Linked DNA regions of Homo sapiens: region 1 is linked to region 2. A link is a loop called in an ENCODE intact Hi-C map of the cell type or tissue named here. Cell type or tissue: pancreas. All regions are shown on one strand. Each heading gives the region's core, and the rest is flanking DNA. Links, peaks and the distances in the headings are about the cores only.

Region 1 (10,468 bases), core at 2,415-10,414, 49 kb before region 2:
TGCGTAGTATCATTTCAATTTTGTCTGTATACATATATTCACATGTAGATACTGAAATAACACAGGGAATATGACAAGAAAGCTCCTGTGTCTTTTCATTTTTACCATGAATGTCCAGTATCTAGGTGGAAAGGGGACTTTTTTTTTTTTTTTTGAGACAGGGTCTCACTCTGTCACCCCGACTGGAGTGCAGTGGCATGATCTCAGCTCACCTCAACATCCACCTCCTGGGTTCAAATGATTCTCCTGCCTCAACCTCCTGAGTAGCTGGGATTACAGGCACATGCCACCATGTCCAGCTAAGTTTTGTATTTTTAGTAGAGATGGGATTTCACCATGTTGGCCAGGCTGGTCTTAAACTCCTACCTCAAATGATCCACCCGCCTTGGCCTCCCAAAGTGTTGGGATTACAGGCGTGAGCCACCACACCAGGTCCATAATCACATAATCATGTGGAGAAAACCATGAAAAGCTTCCTAAAATATAGAAGATAACAAAAAAGGGAAATATCGAAAGGAAGAGAGAAATCATGGAAGAGGTACCCAATCTGTGGAAAATTGAAGTCCCTGAAAAAGAGTGACGTGGCCCACAATAACTAACATACAGTAGAAGAAAAATCTCCACACTGCACAGAGCTGAGTCTTGAATCAGCAGGGCTCACCAAATGCTAGGGAGGGTCAAAATGAGGGGAACAGTCTGGGTGCAGTGGCTCACTGCTGGATCTGTCCTGCAGACCCTGGCCGATGGAGGAAATGAGTGCTCAGACACAGGTATGCAGTGTAAGAGCAGCTAAGTGACTGCCTGGCTCTAGTGGCCAGAGAGCAGCCCTGAGAAGCTGGAGCAGCTTGCTTTTATTGAGTGCAAGCACAATGCTGAAAACCTGGAGCAAACACAACCTGTAGATAATTAACATTTATTGTTCCCCTTTCAGGGAATGTCACGTGCAAGGATGTTCCGAGGTCAGTTCCTGGACAACTTCTAACAAACAAGCTTGACCAAGATAAATTCCCCTACACTCCCTTGTACCTACTCCTTATCCTCTGCCTCAGGGTTATAGAACAGCTGCCTTCAGCTATTCTGCCATGGAGCTTTGCAGAGCCTTCTGACCTTTCAGAAGGCCTGCTCCTTTTCCCTATAGTTTCTCCCACCACTCTGACCGATCTCCTACAGCTCACACCTGTAATCCTAGCACTTTGGGAGGCCGAGGTGGGTGGATCACCTGAGGTCAGGAGTTTGAGACCAGCCTGGGCAAAATGGCAAAACCCTGTCTCTACTACAAATACAAAAATTATCCAGGCATGGTGATGGGTGCCTTGTAATCCCAGCTTCTTGGGAAGCTGAGGCAGGAGAATGGCTTGAACCGGGAGGCAGTGGTTGCAGTGAGCTGAGATCGTGCCACTGCACTCCAGCCTGGGCGACAAGAATGAGACTTCGTCTAAAAACAAGACAAAATAAAAAAAAAAAATGAGAGGAACAAATGGAAAAGAAATGGAAAAGTAGACCTTGTCCCGTGTATAAAACTAAAAGAAAAAGTAAGTCGGCCACCAACATCGAGGCCTCTTGTAAAGGGTTAGACCATGCATGCCCTTGCCTGGAATCAAAACCACGCCCTCTGCAGGCACGCAGCTGTCCCACTGGGTCGCTGAGTGCTGCTGCCCTCTGTCCCCTGGAGAATCAGGACTGATGTTCCAGAGGCCAGAAAGCCATCTGGCCCTCACCAAGGCAAAGTGCAGCTGACAGAGCACTGGCTGCGGACAGTGTGCAGTAGCTCCCTCCCCTCGCTGGAAGGGCACCTGTGACAGCCTATCCTTGCTGTGATCTTGGCCAAGGAGGCTTCTCCAGCTGCATACTCACTGACCAGAAGAAAATTGTGCTGGGACTGAAGCATGATTCATTTGCTGAATCATTGCTGAGTCATTGTTGCTGCTACGTAGAATGGTATGGTTCACAGCAACGTATTGAAGCTTTGCTTACAACATAGCTGACGTTTTCTTTTCTTTCTTTTTTTTTTTTCTTGATGGAGTTTCCCTCTCGTCAACCAGGCTGGAGTGCAATGGCAAGGTCTTGGCTCACGGCAACCTCTGCCTCCCAGGTTCAAGCAATTCTCCTCCCAAGTAGCTGGGATTATAGGTGCCCGCCACCACACCTGGATAATTTTTGTATTTTTAGTAGAGACAGGGTTTCACCATGTTGGCCAGGCTGGTCTCAGACTCCTGACCTCAGGTGATCTGCCTGCCTTGGCCTCACAAAGTGCTGGGATTACAGGCGTGAGCCACTATGCCTGACATTTCATTTTCCTCAGCTCCCCATTTAATATCACTTATGTCTGATGGAAAAAGAGATAACCAAAGAATGCGAAGGAGGAGCACGTGGAGGGATGACTCTGAGCCTGGCCACAGGGCCTGTGGGTCATGGAGAAGGCAGTCATCAGTCCCGGCATGTGGCCTATTCAGGAATCTGGGTGTCATCCGGATGAATTAGCGTTCACATTTTTTGGCCCAGAGTCTAGGAATAGGCATTACAAGCAAGTTCCCTCCATGACTCTGAAGCACACTGGATGTGGTAGGCACATTAATGCACCCTCATTCCCAGAGATTTCAGGTCTTGGTCCCCAGAATCTGTGACTGTTTCCCTTCCAGGGAAAAGGTGACTTTGCTGATGTGATTAAGTTAAGAAACTTGACTTGAGAGATTATCTCAGATTGCCTGGATGGACCCAATCCAATCATATGTGTCCTTAAAAGTGGAGACCCACTTTCCGATCTTATATGTGGTCACAAGGAGATGCGACCAGGAAAGTGTGAAAGGAAAATAAATCTTGGGACCCCCAAATCACTAAGCCAAAGGGAAAAGTCAAGCTGGGAACTGCTTAGGCCAAACCTGCCTCCCATTCTATTCCTAAAAGAGATAGCTACTAAGATAAAAAGCTACATGCCTCCCTCATAAGGAATTTCCTTTTGGATGAAGGACAGACAGAACTCAAAGTCACCCCTCTGCCCACTGAGATAGCTGCACATCTGATGGCCTCCTTTGGAAAGGCTAATCAGAAACTCAAAAGAATGCAACCAATTGTCTCTTATCTACCTATGACCTGAAAGCCCCCTCCCTGCTTTGAATTGTCCCACCTTTCCAGACCAAACCAATGTACATCTTACATCTCATGTCCCCCTAAAATGTATACAACCAAGCTGTGCCCAACCACCTTGGGCACATGTAGTCAGGATCTCTTGAGGCTGTATCACAGGCACGCATCCTTAACTTTGGCAAAATAAACTAAGTTGACTGAGACCCATCTCAGATATTTGGGGTTTACAAAAGAAAGGTCAGAAAGATGGGACACAGCTGGCTTTGAAAATGGAAATGGGGCTGTGAGCCAAGGAATTTTGGAAGCCTCTAGAAGTCAGAAGAGGCAAGGAAGCAGATTCACCCCTGGAGCCTCCAAGGTGTCAACTTTGGTTTTAGCCCAGTAAGACCCAGGTCAGACTTCTGATGTACAGAACTGTAAGATAATCAGTTTGTCTTATTTTGAGCCACAAAATTTGTCACAACATCAATAGAAACAAATACATAAAATTATCAGTCTTGTTGCTCATTCTCAGGACTGGAAGTGGAGAGACTTGCTTGCTAGTTTCGCGTGGCCACACTGGCCATGTGCTCTGCACAAAGGTGTTCTCCAGTGTGTGCCTCACTGTCCTCATCCACTGAATGGGCCTTCACCAATTCTCAGAGCCTTGTGAAAGACAATATCTGAAAAGGAAGCCCCTTTTTCCCAAAGTTAACAATGCTTTCCTAATGAGACTATCATCTACTTGACATGAGAAAAATGATTAAGGGAGAGTACTGGGTTCAATATAGTTCATATTCCATGCTAGGAAGTTGTTTTTTTTTTTTTTTTTTAATGCATCAAGTCCAAGTCATCCCAGTGCCATTTGTCCTGCAACCCCAGTGGAATAGAAATTCCATCATGATTGTCTTTTGTCTATCTTGTTCCCTGGTGTAAGCTCTGACACACAGTCACTCTCAATAGATACATGTTACATGAAGAAAATGAATTCAGTTGCTGCATAGAAGCAGCAGCATCTTTAAGTAAATGATTGGTTCAAAGACAAATAGTATTTATAGCCTCTGAAGCCTGGTCACATCTGCCACCTGTGCTGTCCTCCGAGGAATATCACGGGCTCTGAGCCACACAGAGTCTGTAGCTGGAAGCCATGGGGCAAGCTACCTAATGTTCTGGACCCTAGTTTCCTCTCCTGTAAAAAGGGCTATTAAAATGTTTCTTCACTTGTAAAAAGGGGTACTAAAATGCACAGTGTTGTTGTGAGAATTAAATGAGTTAATGCCTGGAAAATGCTTAGGCACAGTGGCCGGCGATGGGGAACCCCACACAAACGATAGTTGCTGTAGTTGTTACTTCCACGCACCTGCTGTGAGATAGCGGCTGTGCTACCTACCATAGCTAGGGGCCTGGGGAACTGAGTGCCCTGCCCTGGGGAAGCGAGTGAAAGACAGCACTGGGATCCTAATCCAGATCCTGCCAATCCCAAAGCCAGCATTTTCCCAAGAGCTCGGTTTTGTTTATTCTCCAGGAGAAATTTGAGGAACTAACAAGAAGCATGAGTGCCTCTTTCCCCACCTGCGGCTACAGTCCTGTGCAGAGCCCATGCATCCCAAAAGTGGCCCTCACAGCTCCCACCTTACCTGGATCACTCCTCCCCCTTCTCCAGCTTTCTCATTCAAAAATGCCTTTGGTAGTTCCAGCATCTTCCCGAGCCAGTCCATCATCACAGTCTCCAGCTCTGTGCATGCTGGGCTTGCCGCCTGTCGTGGGGGAAGGGAAGGGATTAACCGAGGGCCAGGCATTGCAGAATTTGGGGGTCAGCAGTAACAAGGGGATTTAACCTTCCACTAAAGCCCAGATTAAAATCACCCAATCTCAGATGTGATTCAAAGGCCTGAAGGCTGTTTGACCTAGAATCATGCAAGGAGAGCGGTTGGGAAGGAACATACGGGCCACCATAATGAACCTTACTCCACTGAGCCTCACTGCATGGGCTCTGCGGGCTTGCTAGGATATTCATTTGTTCACTCACAGAAGGGTCCAGAAAGCCCACTGGTGGACTTTCCTCCGTAGTCACAAATGAAGGGAATGAGAAAGTGGGCGCTGGGCAGCTGTCACCCTCTGGGCATCCCGAGAAGCCATTGATCTTGTCTTTTAAACTCCCAGTGACTTTTCTCTATGAACTCTCCCCTCTCTCTGAACAGGCTGGTCTTGAGCCCCATCCAAAGGTGGATTGAGTCTCCACCTTCATAAAAGTCTCCAACATAAGGGGTCCAAGATGTTCTCGTGCCTAGATGTGCACAGCAACATCCCGATGCGTCACCAGTAAGATCTAAGTGAGAAGAGTGCATTCTCCCTTCTGGTCAGCCCCATCCTGCTGGGTTCTACCTGAGCCTGGCCAAGCCCAGCTCTACCAGGAGCCTATGCTCTCTGCTAGGGATGAGGTATCAGGCAACGCAGCCTGAGAGATAGTGAGGCACTCCCTTCAAGGCCTGAGGGCAATCAGACTGTCCCAGAATGAGCAGATAGAGATGGATGCCAAGTACCTCTGTGGGACAGAATGGATTTGGACCAGCAGAGCTAAATGAAATCTGCTGCAATATCCAGTGATAGAAAATGCTCTTTAGGAGAGGGTATGCTCAGCCCAGGCCAGCCCTGCCCAGCAGAGAGGGAGGCCCCAGTGCCTGGCAGAGGAGCAGCACAGACACTGAAGAGCCCATCTGTGGGCTCTTCAGCCCTGCCTGTAGGGCCCATGATGCCTGCTCACCCGGCAACTTCCAGTGCCCCAGCCCAGAGAAGAGCAAGTGCCAGGCTGGTGAAGCAGAGGTGGCTCAGCTGGGCCCTGTGGCTCAGTGCTGCAAATTCCTAATTGACAGCTCCTTTACACATCACAGCATGCCACATAGACCGATGCCCACAAGTCCACCTGGCTCCAAGCCACAGACAAGGTGAGTGCTCTGGACCCCAAAGGCCAAGGACAGCCCCTGGCTTTTGAGGAACTCCCCAGGGTGCAGCAGCCCTCGGACACTGGCCATCAGCAGGCAGCTCTACCTCCAAGCTCTCTGCATTTGGGAGGAATGCATCTTTCCTGTAATCTGTGCCTGGAGCACAGAGTCACGGGCAGAGCCAGCCCTGCCTACCGTTCTTCTGAGTAGGGACTTTTTTAGGCATTTTACCTCCAGATAGGGTGGGACTGGTGGTTTGCAGGCAGGAGCTAGGCCCTTTTCCAGAGACCCCCCTGCTCCAAGGCTCTGGACACATCTGATAGGCTGGTTGGAGCCTCTCCCCAGGCAGCAGCCCTGGTGGAGAACAGAAGGAATGAGACAGGGGCAGTCGCGGTTCTCAAGCTTTGGAGGATATAGAAATTCTCTGAGCTGCTTGGAGAAATGCAGATTCCCAGGTTCGAGCTGCAGAAACTCTGGGCCCCAGACCATGATGTTAGTTCATACCAAGTGCTTCCAACACAGCCTGTGCAGAATGGGCTTTGAGTTGTTGAGACTTTCTCTGTTCTCAATCGCTACTTTCTCAGAGGCACTCTCTCTGGGCTGAATCCTTTCTCCTCCCTGCAACAGTAGCCCGTCTGCCCACAGACAGCACCGCCATCTGCTCAGGTCCCTTGTGCATAGGTACCGTGTCCCCACCCCGGGATCCCACCACAGCCAGGACCCCTTCCCGAGGTGCATCCGGACCCTCACCCAGGAGAAGCCGATGCAGCCAATGGCCCCGCACAGCATGTCCGCAAGCATGGCCGGGTACGAGCTGGCAGTGGGGAAGTAGGCGAAGAAGTAGGGGCTGTGCCAGTGCGTCACCTGCATGGGAGGACAGAGCAGCTGCTGAGGAGTGAGGAAAGCCAGGCCTCAAGAGAGCGGGGGACCCAGGTACCCCCATGGCTCCCAGCTGCCAGATGCAGCCAGACCCAGAGTTAGGTGAGTGCAGTTCCCCAAATGTCAGCCATCCCATTACCTTCCTCCATTATTTCGGAGCATTTACACATCACCTTACTGTCCCCACTCCCTTTAAACCAGCTCCCTTTTTGACACTGGAATGTATTTGCTAGCTCAGAAGGAAAAGTTCTATCTCCAAAATAAAGTGGAAAATCCTTATCATTTTCCATAACAAAAGAAGTCTCAAAAAACCACACTGTGCTTCAAGTTCTTGCTCCGGTGCTCTCGTCAGTGAAGGCGCTGCCCCAAGGCTGATCTCTTTGTGCCAAAAGCTTAGTTTTCCTAAAACTACTCTAAAAAATAAAGTCTCCATTAAAAACAAACAAACAAACAAAAAAAAAAACCAAGCTCTGGATTTTCGAGGTTTCTTCAGTCAAGCCACAAACATGCATCTGGTCTTCCCGCTGCCCCTGGCTCTTCTAGAGGAGCTGAGGCCTTCCCTCCAGCCAAGCAGCTGGATCACCCCACAGATGTCTCACCTCTGCTGTCCCTCAGCCTGGCCACTGCCCCTTGCCATTTGCCCTGGCTAGGGGCATCCCACCTTTCTCCAGCCCATAAGGTGAACACCTGCCACTCCCTGGGTGAGGCACAGAGGAAAAGCTCATGTGGGCCAGGGAGGAGATCCATAAGGGGTAGTGACAGCTCCAGGTGGTATACTTGGGGACAGGGGGTTTCAGGATCCAGGAGGCAAGGGTTGTGGTGGACACCCAGGCAGGGAACATTTAGCAATGGTAACAAGGGGCCAGCCTCAAACATCTTGGAGTCTGGGAGGACGATCAGGGGAGGACAGAGAAGGAGCAGGTGTAGCCTAGTCTTTGGGTCTTTAATTTGTTCCTGCCAATGCAGTACCTGCCCTGAAGGAACAGAATAAAGTCCTAAAGCCCTCAGGACAACCCTCAGCCCCTGTGCATGGAGAAGGTATAGAAATTGCCATTCAGACCCCTCTCAGGCTGTGACCACGCACTGGTTTCTGAGAGACATTGCCCTGTTCCGCATTGTCCCCTGCTGGTGCTCCATGTCCATCCTGCCTGTGGGAATAGCATGGTGTTGGGAGCACCCCTGGACTGCAAGTCCAGCAGGAACCCTGATTTGCTGGGTTACCCCAGACAACTGACTGCACCTCCCTGGGCCCTGTCATCCCTTCAGATAAAATGAAAGCACGTGCTCTGATGCTTCCTCCAGGTCTGGCTCAGAATCCCAGCAGCAGAGGATATGCTCTATCGGGCTTGGCTGCTCTGCTCTGAATGTGAGTATCTGCACACCATTCGCGTCGAAATCCTAACCCCCAAAGTGATGGCATTAAGGGACAGCGTCTTTGGGAGGTGATTAGGGCATGAGGGTGGGGTCCCCTTAATAAGATTAGTGCCCCCCAACAGTGGGATTAGTGCCCTCATAAGAAAAGGCAGAGAGCTGGCTACCTCTTGGTTACGTGAGTACACACTGGGAAGACGGCTGTCTGTAAACCAGGAAGAGAGCCCTCACCTGAACCTAATATCTTGATCTCAGACTTCCTGTCTCTAGAACTGTGAGAAATCAATGTTGTTTAAGCCCCCAGTCTACGTCCTTTGATATAGCAGTCCAAGCTAAGATATCTGTAAGATATCTCTTACAATCTGAGAAGAGATGCAAACATTTATTTCTCAATAGCACTCATCGTTAAATATATGTTGTCTAAGATGTAGCATGAGCAACCCCCTCTGATTGTGAAGGCAGCCAACTGAGAGAGCTCACCAAGAACTAGGAGTGTTCAGTAAGGTTTATTTAACAACCACGGCCACCCCAAGTCTGCCAGGGCTTGGGGAGTGGTGGAGAGAGGGAGCTAACACAGTCTAGGCTTGGGGGCTCAGGTGTGGGAGGTTGGTGATGAGGCTGAGAGGCCGAGAGGAGCTGCACAGGCTGTGATGCCTTCAGCACAGCAGGTCCAGGCCCACGACACTGTTAGGGGCTGAAAAAATGCTTAAATTTCTTCTGTAATCAGGAGGAAAAAACAGTGAACTTTCAGGTTAAAGAAAAAAAATCGATGTTAATATATTCATCTTTATGCCAATGCATTTGTAAAGCATAATTTTCCATATTTCTAGGGAGGAAGGAGCCGACAAAGACAAAGCGCCCGGGGCCCAGGAGAGTTTAAGAGCAGCCCTGTGGCTGACTAGCCCCTCCGCACCTGGAGGGCCCATGTGCCTTTGTCTCTCTCCCCTTCCTGTGGCCTTTGGGCTGGAAAAGGACAGAAGCGATTCTTGATTAGGGACAGATGTGTGCTCTTTTGCTTCACTCTCCGCTGATATTCACAGCAACTTTTGAGATGGCTGGGCCTGCACTTGCTCCGCTCACGGCTCGAGAGCTCACCTGGTTTCCTGCGATCACACAGCCAGCAGTTCGTGGGCTGCAGCTCCCACCCAGGGACCTTGCCCAACGCCTGTGCATTTCCCAGCTCAGCTCTGCGCAGTGAATGCCCCCATAGAAGGAAGCAGAAAGACTTCAAATCCTCCCTTACTCTCCTGTACTCCCCACTGCCTGACATTTAGCCACACCTCTCCCAAAGGGTTTTATGCTGAACAGCTTAGTGTACTTGCACAATTTCTAGAAGAACCTGAATCCTGTTCTTTGCTCAAAGCATAAATGCCAAGTGAGAATCCCCTGGAAGAAGAAATGTGAGCAGTGTGGTGAGAGAGGCGCTCAGCTACTGAGAAACCAGTCCCTGAGGTCCAGGGCCTGAGGCCTAGTCTCAACCCATGATCAGTGGACTGTAACCTTGTCTGACCTTATGCCTTCACAGGGCCTTGGCATTCTGTCTACATTGAGGGAGTGGGTCTTGATGGTCCCAGACCCCTCTTCTATGAAAATCACATGTCGTTGCTCATAGGCCTTACAACCACAGACATGCTGGGTCGCGGCAGTGATCAACCAGTGGAGCCCACGGAGATTTTCCCTGCCTGGACTCTGCACATTGTTGCATGGAAGGGCAGGTTTGGCCATCCTCATAAACATTCGTGATCTAGAAACTGGCCGGGCTGCAACTCCCACCCAGACCCTGACTAGGCCAGAGCCACTTTAACCAACAGGCTTTTAGGTGAACTCCTTGGCAGAGAAAATCTACTGTGGAAGCGTAAAGCTGAAGGGAAGTTTCTCTGAGCTCCAACTCTGCTGCCCTGTGAGTGAGTATCGGAGACAGCAGCCAGTCCCGCTGATTTCTGCCCTCTGTGTACCCCAGGCCTACTGGCTTCAGAGAAAAAGGGCTGCCTTGGTGGGCAGCACCACACTGCCCACTCTCAAATAAACTAAAGAAAACGTTTCTTCCACATATGCTAATTACCTATTGCTAAACCCAAGGATGGTGGAAGTGTGCTTTATTTGGGGCAATTGACTTATTTGAAAGCAGCCACCAGTGTCTTGCTTCCTAATGTATATGAGGACACGCTCTATGTACCGAGTGTCTCTGGGCAGGGACTGAGTCTCAGGGGACC
Region 2 (10,667 bases), core at 832-8,831:
CCCAGCTTTAAAAGTTCTCTCTTTTGTACTCTCTCCCTTTATTTCTCAGACCAGCCGACACTTAGGGAAAATAGAAAAGAACCTATGTTGAAATATTGGGGGCTGGTTCCCCCAATACACCATGACAACAGAGTCCTCAGTCTGGAGACTCACTGTCCCAGCACTTCCTCAGTCACTTGGATTCCTGATCAAAGACAAAGTGATCCACTTATTACTTTTTAAATTAATTCAAATCAACCTTCCCATAACCAGGCTGTGATGCATTACAGTTGGAATTCACACTTACCCTCTTGCTTGTGCCTGGCCTGGGAGATGGACAGAGGTGGTATTGGCAGTCTCATTTTGCAAATGAGCAGAGGGGTGAGTGGAGTCAGGAGACAGAGCTGGAGGGTGTCCTGCCAGGGGTGTTTAGGTTGGCAAGAGGGAGAGGTGGCGACACACAGTCCCTTTGCTGTTACCTGGCCATAGGTTTAATGTGACTTTGAAGGCCACTATTAGGTTCTGCAAAGGATGATTCAGTGCAGACCTCAGCTGCAAGGAGAGAGGATGGAGGGTACTGGGAGAAACCCAGCCAGGCCAGTGGGAGACCAGGTGCTGGCCTGGCTTTGCATGAAACAGCTGTGTAAACCTAGACATGCCAAATCGACCAGCTTCCTTTCCCTTTGGTGAGCAGCAGGTGCTGGTGGGCCTTGGGCAGGGAGTGAGACTGAGACAATGGGGGGCTGCACTGCCTCCAGCCCTGTGCATCATCTACAGCACCCTGGGGAAAAATGGAGCCTACCAGTGGGTGGTGCTGAGCTGGAAGCTGCCCGTGTCCTGCCTGGGGCCTGAGTCCTCCATGGGCCTTTTCCAGTGATGCCCACTCTGAGTTCACTGGCACATCCCCTGAGGGCAGCTTTGGGCACTTTAGAATTTAATCGTCAACCTTTCCGCCCACACTACCAACACCACTACATTTAGAAACTAAAATCTCTGATGGTTTGGGGAGGGATGAAGATGAAGCAAATTCATAAATCATAAGTTACTGGAGCTCATGGAAAGTTGGAGATGATCTCATTCACCTGTGGTGGTATGTGAGAAAGCACTTTAATTGCCAAGTCAAAGGTTTTTACTCCACAGGCCTGAGGAAGGCCCAGAGATCTGTGGGTTTGCACAGCCCTCCAGGTGGCTGATGAGCGGGCAGATCAGAGTCTGTTGCTGTGACCAAGTGGCATCCTGTTCCAGCTGTGTTGAGGATTCCCCAAGTCACGCTGCTATCGTGTGGCAGAGGAAGCCACAGGCCTGACTCCTTGGCATCTGCTAAAATTCCCTTTCCCAGTGGGGGATGCACGGAATCACAGGGGAGGCCTGGTACAAAGGCACCATTCTGTCCCTTGCTCAACCTACTGAATCAGAATCTCTGGGCCTGAGGCCAGGAATGTGTCTGCACTGATCATATTGAAGGTACTCATTTTGGAGGGAAAGAACCAGAAAAGCAGGTTTGATATAGCCTGAGGAGTCCCATGTTATAGCCGGCTGAGCTATAAAACCAGCACTGAAAATGCAGAATGATCCCTGTTTTAAGTGTCATCGCCTAGGACAAAACGGTCTGTCTCTTGAGAAGTCCTGCACAGACAATTCTTAGTCCTGCAAGAACTAAGAAAAAGGCAGCTGTGTCTTCAGACAAGCACCAGATGAACTTGTTGCTTACATTTCACACTTTATACTTAAACAATAAAACTATACTCCGCTTTCCAGGGAGATGCTCAAATGACAGTATGCTCACAGTAATGGTGACTAACTTGGGAAATAGAAAATGTACACATTCTACCTCTGGATCACTCCAGGACATCTGCTTATTGAGTAGGGTGATACCCACTTGGGATGCCATCATTTTCCTAGGGAGGTTGTGGAGGTGGAGGCTACACAGACACATTTGAGTTTTGTATACAGCACACATTTATGACTCGAAGCCGTGGGCATTCAGTTACAATTGGAAAGCAAGCAGAAGTGGGTGGTTGCTCACTGGTTGTGAGGTGAGTGTGTCTTATCTGTGGATGAGACAGAGGAGCCACTCAAGTGGAAGGACCCTCAGCCTGGAATCTGGAGTTGGGCTCCACCAATTCAGCGCATCCCCCAGACGCAAAGACCAGTTCTCACATGACTCCCTCCTCATTCCGATCATCAGTAACCACCTTTGTAATTTAGGCTATCATGGCCGCTCACCTAGGCCGGAATTCTCCAATGGAACTTCCCTTGATGATGGACCTGTTCTAGATCAGCACGCTCCAACACAGTAGCCACCAGCCACGTGTGGCTACTGATAACTAGAAATGTGGGCTTGTGCAACCAAGGACTACACTTCTCATTTTACTTTATAATTAAAATTAAAGTTTAAATAGTCCCGTGTGACTAGTATTATATTGGACAGAACACACCTATGTAGGCTGCATCGTCTCTTCCTGCCTGTGGTCAAATCACCCTCACGTTCATCCACACACACCTTCCAGACGAATCTCCCATGGGACTCAGGCTCACCTCTGTGCTCCCAATAGAGATCTCTGCCACAGCTCTCACAGGATCTGTGTGCACATCCGTAAGTATACAGCTACAGCAGAGGGGATCTGTGTCCACATGTGAGTATACAGCTACAGCAGAGTGGATCTGTGTATTCAGGTGTGAGTATACAGCTATAGCAGAGTGGATCCTTGTCCACATGTGAGTACACAGCTACAGCAGAGTGGATCCTTGTCCATGTGTAAGTACACAGCTACAGCAGAGTGGATCCTTGTCCACGTGTGAGTACACAGCTACAGCAGAGTGGATCTGTGTATTCAGGTGTGAGTATACAGCTACAGCAGAGGGGATCTGTATCCACATGTGAATATACAGCTACAGCAGAGTGGATCTGTGTCCACATGTGAGTATATAGCTATAGCAGAGTGGATCTGTGTATCCAGGTGTGAATATACAGCTACAGCAGAGTAGATCCTTGTCCACATGTGAGTATACAGCTACAGCAGAGTGGATCTCTGTATTCAGGTGTGAGTATACAGCTACAGCAGGGTGGATCCTTGTCCACGTGTGAGTACACAGCTACGGCAGAGTGGATCTGCACCCACGTGTGAGTACACAGCTACAGCAGAGTGGATCTGCACCCACGTGTGAGTACACAGCTACGGCAGAGTGGATCTGCGTCCACGTGTGAGTACACAGCCACGGCAGAGTGGATCTGCGCCCACGTGTGAGTACACAGCTACGGCAGAGTGGATCTGTGTCCACGTGTGAGTATACAGCTATGGCAGAGTGGATCCGCTTGCCCACGTGTGAGTACACAGCCACGGCAGAGTGGATCTGCGTCCACGTGTGAGTATACAGCTACGGCAGAGTGGATCCATTTGCCCACATGTGAATATACAGCTATGGCAGAGTGGATCCGTTTGCCCACGTGTGAGTATACAGCTACAGCAGAGTGGATCTGTGTACCCAGGTGTGAGTATACAGTTACGGCATAATGGATCCGTGTGCCCAGGTGTGAGTATACAGAGCAGAGTGGATCTGTGTGCCTACGTATGAATATACAGTGATGACCAATGAGAAAATGTGGTTCTATTATAAATTTACCAGCTGTCATTTCTGGAGTTTCATCTGGAAGTGGTGTAAGGGCTGGACGTGAAGGTGGGGTGACCACAGGAAGTGAGAGGAGTTAGTTGGTTGGCCATCTTAATGGCTTACGTTGTCAAGTTCTTGAAACTCTCATACTCAGCCTTACTTTTGTTTTGTCCTGGTAGCATCCAACACAGCCCTTGTGGACTTCCCTGCCTAAACTTCCTGTCTATTGGCTAGTCCAAGAAGAGCTCATCTCCTTTAAAGAACCAGCACTGATCTTCTATGTAGATACCCCAAGATAAAAGAAAATAATAGGAGAAAAATGGTAGCAAGAGCATTCTGTAGAAAAACATTGCTGTGAGTAGATTAAAATTGCAACCAAACATAATGTCACGAACTTAAAAGAACAAAACAAGAAACAAGAAAGCAATCACATCACCGAAGGTCAAAGCGGAGCTGTAAAAGCTCAGGCACTAGATAAAGAAAGCTGGCAGAGCTCTGAAGAGAAACGTCAGAGAAAAGTGAAGCCAGCCTAGCAGGGAAGTGTGCAAGGAAACAGCATAGAGAACAGACCCTACTGAAACACCATCACGGATATGGAGGAGGACAGGACTAAGACAGCAACTCAGATTCAAACACCAAGAGAGCTGCAGGGCCTCTCCGCAAATGCTAGGAGAGGTTGACAAAAGGGAGCAAACACACAATTTCCATCTTTTTGCAAAGATGTAGCAACATGGACGGAAATGGAGACACCATTTGAAGTGAAATATGCCAAGCACAGAAAGACAAGCTTTGCATGTTCTCACTCCTCTGTGGGAGCTAAAAAAGTGGATCTCATGAAGATAGAGAGTAGATTGGTGGCTACCAGAGGCTGGGAAATGGGATGGGGCAGGGAAGTGGAAACATTTATAAGGACTGTACACTTAAAATGTAAACATGGTAAATTATGTATGTATATTTTACCTCAATAAAAAACAAATTAAAAAGAAAAAACAAAAAGAAAAATGTATTTAGATGCAATTCACAAAACATTCCCAGAAATCAAATGAGACTTTGATGTAGTTACAGATCAAAAGTGCCTACCATGTCTTAAAAAACAAAAAAATGACACCAATTGCCACCAACCCCAGTGTCTTTCTCCTTGTTCCCAGAGGACCCCAAGTTCCCCGAGGGACACCACTCATTCTGAAGTGCCCTTTGCTAGCTGTGCTGAGGCCAGCAGCCATGGACATCCTGTCACGTGGCCCTTGCTTGATCTTTGCAGGCCTCCCAAGCTGCCCATCTTGTGGATGATGACTGGGGATGGCAGATGAAGCCCAATTTTGTCAAAGGCGGATTTTTCATTTTTGTTTCCTGCCCTTCTTAATGTTGTATAACTTCCAAAATGAAAAGGGGTAACGCTGCCTTTACCATTCTATAATCGGAAGATGTTGAATATTTTACCTTTTTACACTTAAGAAGCTAAGGCTTTTATCATTAAACAAAATCCCTTTTTATAATTTTACTCATCACTCAAATGCTGTGAAAACCGATGAAGAACGTGCTGGAGGCAGTGAGATGCATTCTCGCGTTGTGCCACAGGGGTGCTCTTGGGAGGCCATTGGCTGGCCCTGCGTGGCTGCACCTACAAGCTTCTTTGGTGTTACGATCAACAACTGCAGTTGGCCCGGTGGGTCCCCACCTGCCCTGGGCTCTCCTTGTATGTTGAAGCAGAGGGTGGGCTTCCAGAAACTGAGAATTCAGATTCTGAAAACAAATGACGGGAGAGTCCACACAGCACAGGGGCCCTCCTGCTGGTAGACCAGGCTAGCTTGTGACAACATGCACATGCCCTCCAGCTGACCAGGGTGTGACAGGGAAGAGGCATGAGATGGCAAGTCTGGCCCAAGTGTCAGGTCAGTAGCTCAGCCAGGATCATCCCAGGCGAGGGCTGGAGAAACAACAATAATGGGCATCTATTCTTACTCTGTCAGTTGTTTGCTGGCTTAGAAAACCTAGGTTCTAGACATTTTAATTGTCTTACTGCAGTGGAAAAAATGCCAGTTGGGCTCAAGGGTGAATGTGAGTTTCTTGAGGTCTTTCTGAAGCCTGTGTGGGTATCTGACGGTTTCTGAAACCTTCTGAGGTCTGTTATTTTTATGGGGGAGGAGAGGCCAGCTGAGAATGTCTTGCCACCAACTTGGAGCACTAAGCAGCCAAGAGCCTGGTGTCTCACGAGGGCTGTGCAAGCTTGTGTGTGACATGTCCCAAACAGCTATGGATTCCTTGTGATAGTGTCTAGCTAGTGGTAAGAAGTGTGTTTTTAGTATTCTAAGTCATTTCAAAATGTTTTTAGTGGATGACAGGCCAGGGTTTTTTTTTTGTTTTGTTTTGATAGGAGTCTTGCTTTGTCACCCAGGCTGGAGTGCAATGGCACAATCGCGGCTCACTGCAACCTCCACCTCCCAAGTTCAAGTGATTCTCCTGCCTCAGCCTCCTGAGTAGCTGGGATTACAGGTGCGCACCACCATGCCTGGCTAACTTTTATATTTAGTAGAGACGGGGTTTCACCACATTGGTCAGGCTGGCTTCGAACTCCTGACCTCATGATTGGCCAGTGTTTTAAAATTAGAAACAGATATCACCAGCAATAGAAAATGAAGAACACTGTATTAATGTTTATTTCTAATTACAAGAAACAGAACATCAGTCCCTTATTTGTACAAAAATACCTGAAAGTTTACAATTAGGTTCACGAGCCAAAGAGCTATGTACAGAATGAAGCAAAGCACATGGAATAAAGGTTTTGTCTCTTCATTAATACCTTCTGCATTCCCTGAAAACGTTTATACACGCCAGGCCAATTTACAGTCACTGCAGTTTGCACTGTGACATCACAAATCTACCGCCAGCTTGCCCGCCCCCAGAAAGGCGCAGAGATCGGTCATACTGTCAGGTATTAAGTGCAGAAAAGAGAAGACAAAACATCTAGGCTGAGGCACATGTTTCTTCAAGGTTTAGCAAACAAAAGAACATTCTGGAACTCTAACACCTAGTGTAACAGAGCTTACCTATTAAACTCTAATAACCAAAGCATTTGGCGTTTTCCTTCTCAACTTCGTCCTGGTTGCTACATGGAGTTTCATTTAGAAAAGAAAATCACAGGCAGAGATACAAAGTCAACAGGCTCCAAAACAACCCTGAGCTGTCCCCTTTACATTCATGTCAATTAAATACAAAAATAAAAGTCAAATGTCCTTCCGTCCCCGGTTTGCGGGACTTGTTCTCAGGTGGAATTCCCAGCCGCCCAGCGCGAGGCCAGCGAGCTGGGGCCTTAGGAAGTCTGCCGCCACGTGGAGGCGGTTTACATTCTCCAACAATTCACTTCGGCAGGGAAAATACAAAAGACTACGTCAAACCAGCTACATACAAAACTGTGAATCAGAGTCAAGCTTTTGTTCTCCTTTTAAATAAACGCATATTTATAAATATGAAATACTGCAAATACAAGCTGTCTATTGGAGAGAGGCGTGTGAGAGAGAGATTATACACTGATGGGACTGGTCTACGTACACAGAAAAAAGAAATCCTAGAGTTGTTTTTCCTTGAAAAGGGTTTACCTCGAGCCAGTGAAGAGGAAGGAATCGTGGTGTAACTGCAATGTCCGTCCCTACAGTGAAGCCTGCCACCAGGTGTGAACGTGAGAATTATCTTACTGTCAATAGTTTGAAAGACTGACTGGCTGCGAAAGGAAGAAAATGCAATTGAGCACTGATGGTTAAAAACATGTTTTGCTAGAAAATTCTTCATTTGTATACCTTTCATGGAAAACAACTAGAGTGTGGTCTGTAGACTGACATACAGTGTTACTATACGGTAGACTGACTTCCAGCTGACTGGCCTTACTGAAGCTTGTGACACTGCTCTAGGCTACGGGGGTTGACTGAGGAGCAGAGAAATGCTGTTCCTTAGGGAACACTTCAGTGGGGCGGATTTGGGGCAATATCATGGCCAGCACACATTAATAGAAGCCAGGCAGGTGTTGTCTTGAAAAAGGAAATCATTCTGCTCACCACAGTAGTTTGTCGCCTGTCAAAGGAGTCCTTTCTGCTTTACAGGGATCAAAGGTAAGGAAATGGCCACTCTCACACCTGATCACTAAGCTAAGGGGACGTGGCAAAGGGGGCCACCCGAGGGGCGGAGGGGACCAAGTGACAACTCAAGCCACCATCTGACTCATCTCCCGGAGCGGGGACAAAGTGTTGTGTTGACAAAACTCTTCCATGTCCACAACCACTGTGAGGTACTTCTGACCCTAAGCCAGCAGAGGAGGAGCCTCTAGCTGCTCTGTGTTCACTGGCTTATGGGGGTTTTCAGCAGGACGGAGGGCTGCAAGCAAAGATCTTTAAATATCAGCCTGTGCCTGTGGCCCCTGCAGCGTTTCCTTGTCTTTATCACTATGGAAACCCATGAGACACAGCACGAAGACAACCAGGTGCCATTTTCTCTTTAGATCCTTTAATCCCCCGAGGGACATCAGCCGTGAAACGACTCACACCACTGCAGCAGCAGGGGTAAGGCAGTGATCGTTCTAGAACAGGCTGAAGGCTGTGGAAACGCAAGGCTGAAGTACCCAGGTGGATTATGCAGCATCCACCGCTGGCCGATGACGGGTGCCAGGTGTGTCTCAAGGAGGCTGGCCCACGTCAATCTAGAGGCGAGGCCATTCAGCCTGCTGTTTGTGGAACAGTGAATTTTCCAAAGGAATAAAGTCTCCTGCACTGTGCAGAACAAGACACACTAATAACAAGAGGATCTGACATCTGAGCATAGAGAAATGATTAACAGACTGTGGTTGCTTGACTGAGTCCACAAAATATGCCAAATGCCTACCACAGTGACACCTTTTATTTTAACAAGAAAGCTTTTCAAGTATACTGGGAAGGGCTGGGTTTGTCATTTGGGAGCTGAATCCACACCGTGGTAGTCGGCAGAGGGTGTGGAGGACCCTCTGGGAACATTTGGGGACCCATATTCAGTTTGAAATCTGCCCATTCAAAACTCTTTCTGTATTATATGAGTTGAAACGCCACATCCCCCTCCTACAATAGGCTGAATACAATATTGAAAACAAAGAAGGAGTGCAAAAAAGTGATCAATACAAAAAAAGTAAACATATCAGTTTTAATTGTCAAGATTATTCCAGGGCAAGAGTTCATTTCCAATCACTTCTCTCCGGTTCTTGTTCCTAAGCGGCCCAAGCCAAGATGATCATTCCAGTTTATTTTCAACTTTCCGCTGGATCTTCCATGCCCTCCCCAATTTGGCCGATGCAGAGGGAGGCGACCCTGCTGGGTTCACAGCAGCAAATCGTCGTTTAAGTCCAACAAACTAGTCAATCTTGGTCGGCTGGCACCGAACAAACCCATCTCGCTCTGGGTCCCCAGGTGCAGAATCGATGTGTGTTCTTCACCAACGCACAGACCGCTTCTTCACTCCAGTGTTCACTTCCTCCAGTCTTCAGCCGAGAGGACATCTGCGGTCATAAGGCCACTCGGATGCAGTGGTGCTTGAGTTTGCAAGGCAGGACTCCTTTGTTCAGCTGGTAAAAGTCAACCAGCTGGATCAGGTCAGAGAATTTGGTGTTCCCGTCATCTAGGCTGAAGAACGTCTGCCCGTCGTCCTCGCACTGGAGAGACACAAGAACACTTGCCAGGTTAGAGGCTGCCACCTCAGGGAACAGAACGGGGCCCACGGCCAGCAGCAGCTACATCTGCCCATGATTTGATTCCAGAGGGACACACAGGGCAAGGTAGGCTAGAAAACACCAGGGGCGGGAAAGACGGGAGCAGAGGATGTGTGCTGGGGGCTGCCATGTCCCTGAGCGAGGGACAGACTTTGGGTGGGCTGCGGAGGCTGCTGAGGACAGCTAGCTCCCCTGCTCCCTAAGGTGGTCAAGGGGAAGGGCTCGAAGTTGCCCCCAGTTCACCCAGCTCATGAGAATTACATTTACCAGTTAACTTGTAAGTACCCACTGCACACAGCATGCCCCGAGAAGACTGCACAAACCTGGGTCCTCACTATACGACCTCAGCCAACTCCTGAGGCCCCAGGGGTTTACTCTGCTCCATGATGAAGCAACTGTTGGGTGGCTATGAGGGATTAATAAGCTCACGCAGGTAAATTCCGTTCCTAGGTCCCTGAATATGGGGCAGTTATTTTTATTAAAGCAGGGGAATGCCACAGTATCTCCCAGAGAGAATCATATTCCTAACACCTATTTTAACTCAGTGAGTTTTCAGTTGGATGACTGTAGTACAGTGCAAAACACTGCTGAAAGGAGGTCGTGTTGTTCACAGGGAATAGGTCAGCCTTAAGGCTTGGCTAATTAATGAGCTTGGAACCACTTCGTAACTCTAAAACCATTGCTAGAGCTAACAGCACATCCCACAGCCAGTTTTCACACACAGAGGCTGCACACCTAATGCCCTAAGTCCCAAGTTGCTGTTCTTTTGTTACTTGTAGGATTTGGGCATTACACACTCTGCCTACCACGAAAGCCCCCTTTCTTTCTTTTTTTTTTTTAATTTACTCATCCAGCCTAAAATGTCAATCACTTTTCATTTTATATTTTGAGCTAAAAGAATTATAACTGTGTGAATAATATAATGCAGTAGAAGAACAAAAAGGATTGTCTATGCAGCACTTTCCCTAGGACAGTAATTCCTGTATTTGCATATAAGGTTGGCTGGAAGCTGGGAAGGCTGGGCTCAACCCCAGATTCTGTTCCTCACCCCAGTGCGGTGCAGGAAAAGCCACTGACAGCCATGAGCCTCATTTTCCTCACGAGTAAGGTGGGGATGTCAGCACACAGCAGGAAGCAAGCAGCCACAGAAAAGACAGTGCGTGGCACACTGCCTTCCCCTGGCTCACAAAAGCTAAGCAAGACACCCTCCTCATCCTGTATGGTCCATGGCTGCCAGTCACTACACGATTCTTGAGATCATAACAAAGTCCTGGGGGTCAGATAAGCCTGAAGAACTCCAGGTTCAACTGTGTAAAACAGGTGAGTTTAGTTAATTTAAGCCTTCTCAGAGCTT

Evidence for each region. Peaks named below come from ENCODE experiments on the same cell type or tissue, not always from the same donor. Only the 100,000 strongest peaks of a DNase experiment are listed, where the experiment ranks them.
Region 1: it touches region 2 in a loop (2.0-fold over the local background); 4 of 110 quality-filtered maps call a loop at or near these places.

Annotation. Positions count from the first base shown.
Region 1 is chr7:50,533,160-50,543,627 of GRCh38, forward strand. DDC (dopa decarboxylase) reads right to left here. Exons shown (of 15, transcript NM_001082971.2): 3 at 6,756-6,869; 4 at 4,701-4,820. It overlaps DDC-AS1 (DDC antisense RNA 1), which reads left to right. Exons shown (of 5, transcript NR_033845.1): 2 at 5,955-6,008; 3 at 6,672-6,986; 4 at 8,187-8,250; 5 at 9,086-10,304. Among named protein-coding and RNA genes, the nearest start is that of DDC-AS1, 6.6 kb to the left of the region's middle. RefSeq lists an enhancer at 1,613-2,812. In pancreas, for the core only: no CTCF peak of the experiment used is centred there; a DNase peak (open chromatin) is centred at 6,760.
Region 2 is chr7:50,583,843-50,594,509 of GRCh38, forward strand. It overlaps GRB10 (growth factor receptor bound protein 10), which reads right to left. Exons shown (of 19, transcript NM_001350814.2): 19 at 6,226-9,256. The coding sequence ends at 9,110. Among named protein-coding and RNA genes, the nearest start is that of DDC, 24 kb to the left of the region's middle. In pancreas, for the core only: no CTCF peak of the experiment used is centred there; a DNase peak (open chromatin) is centred at 5,290; H3K27ac peaks cover 466 bases.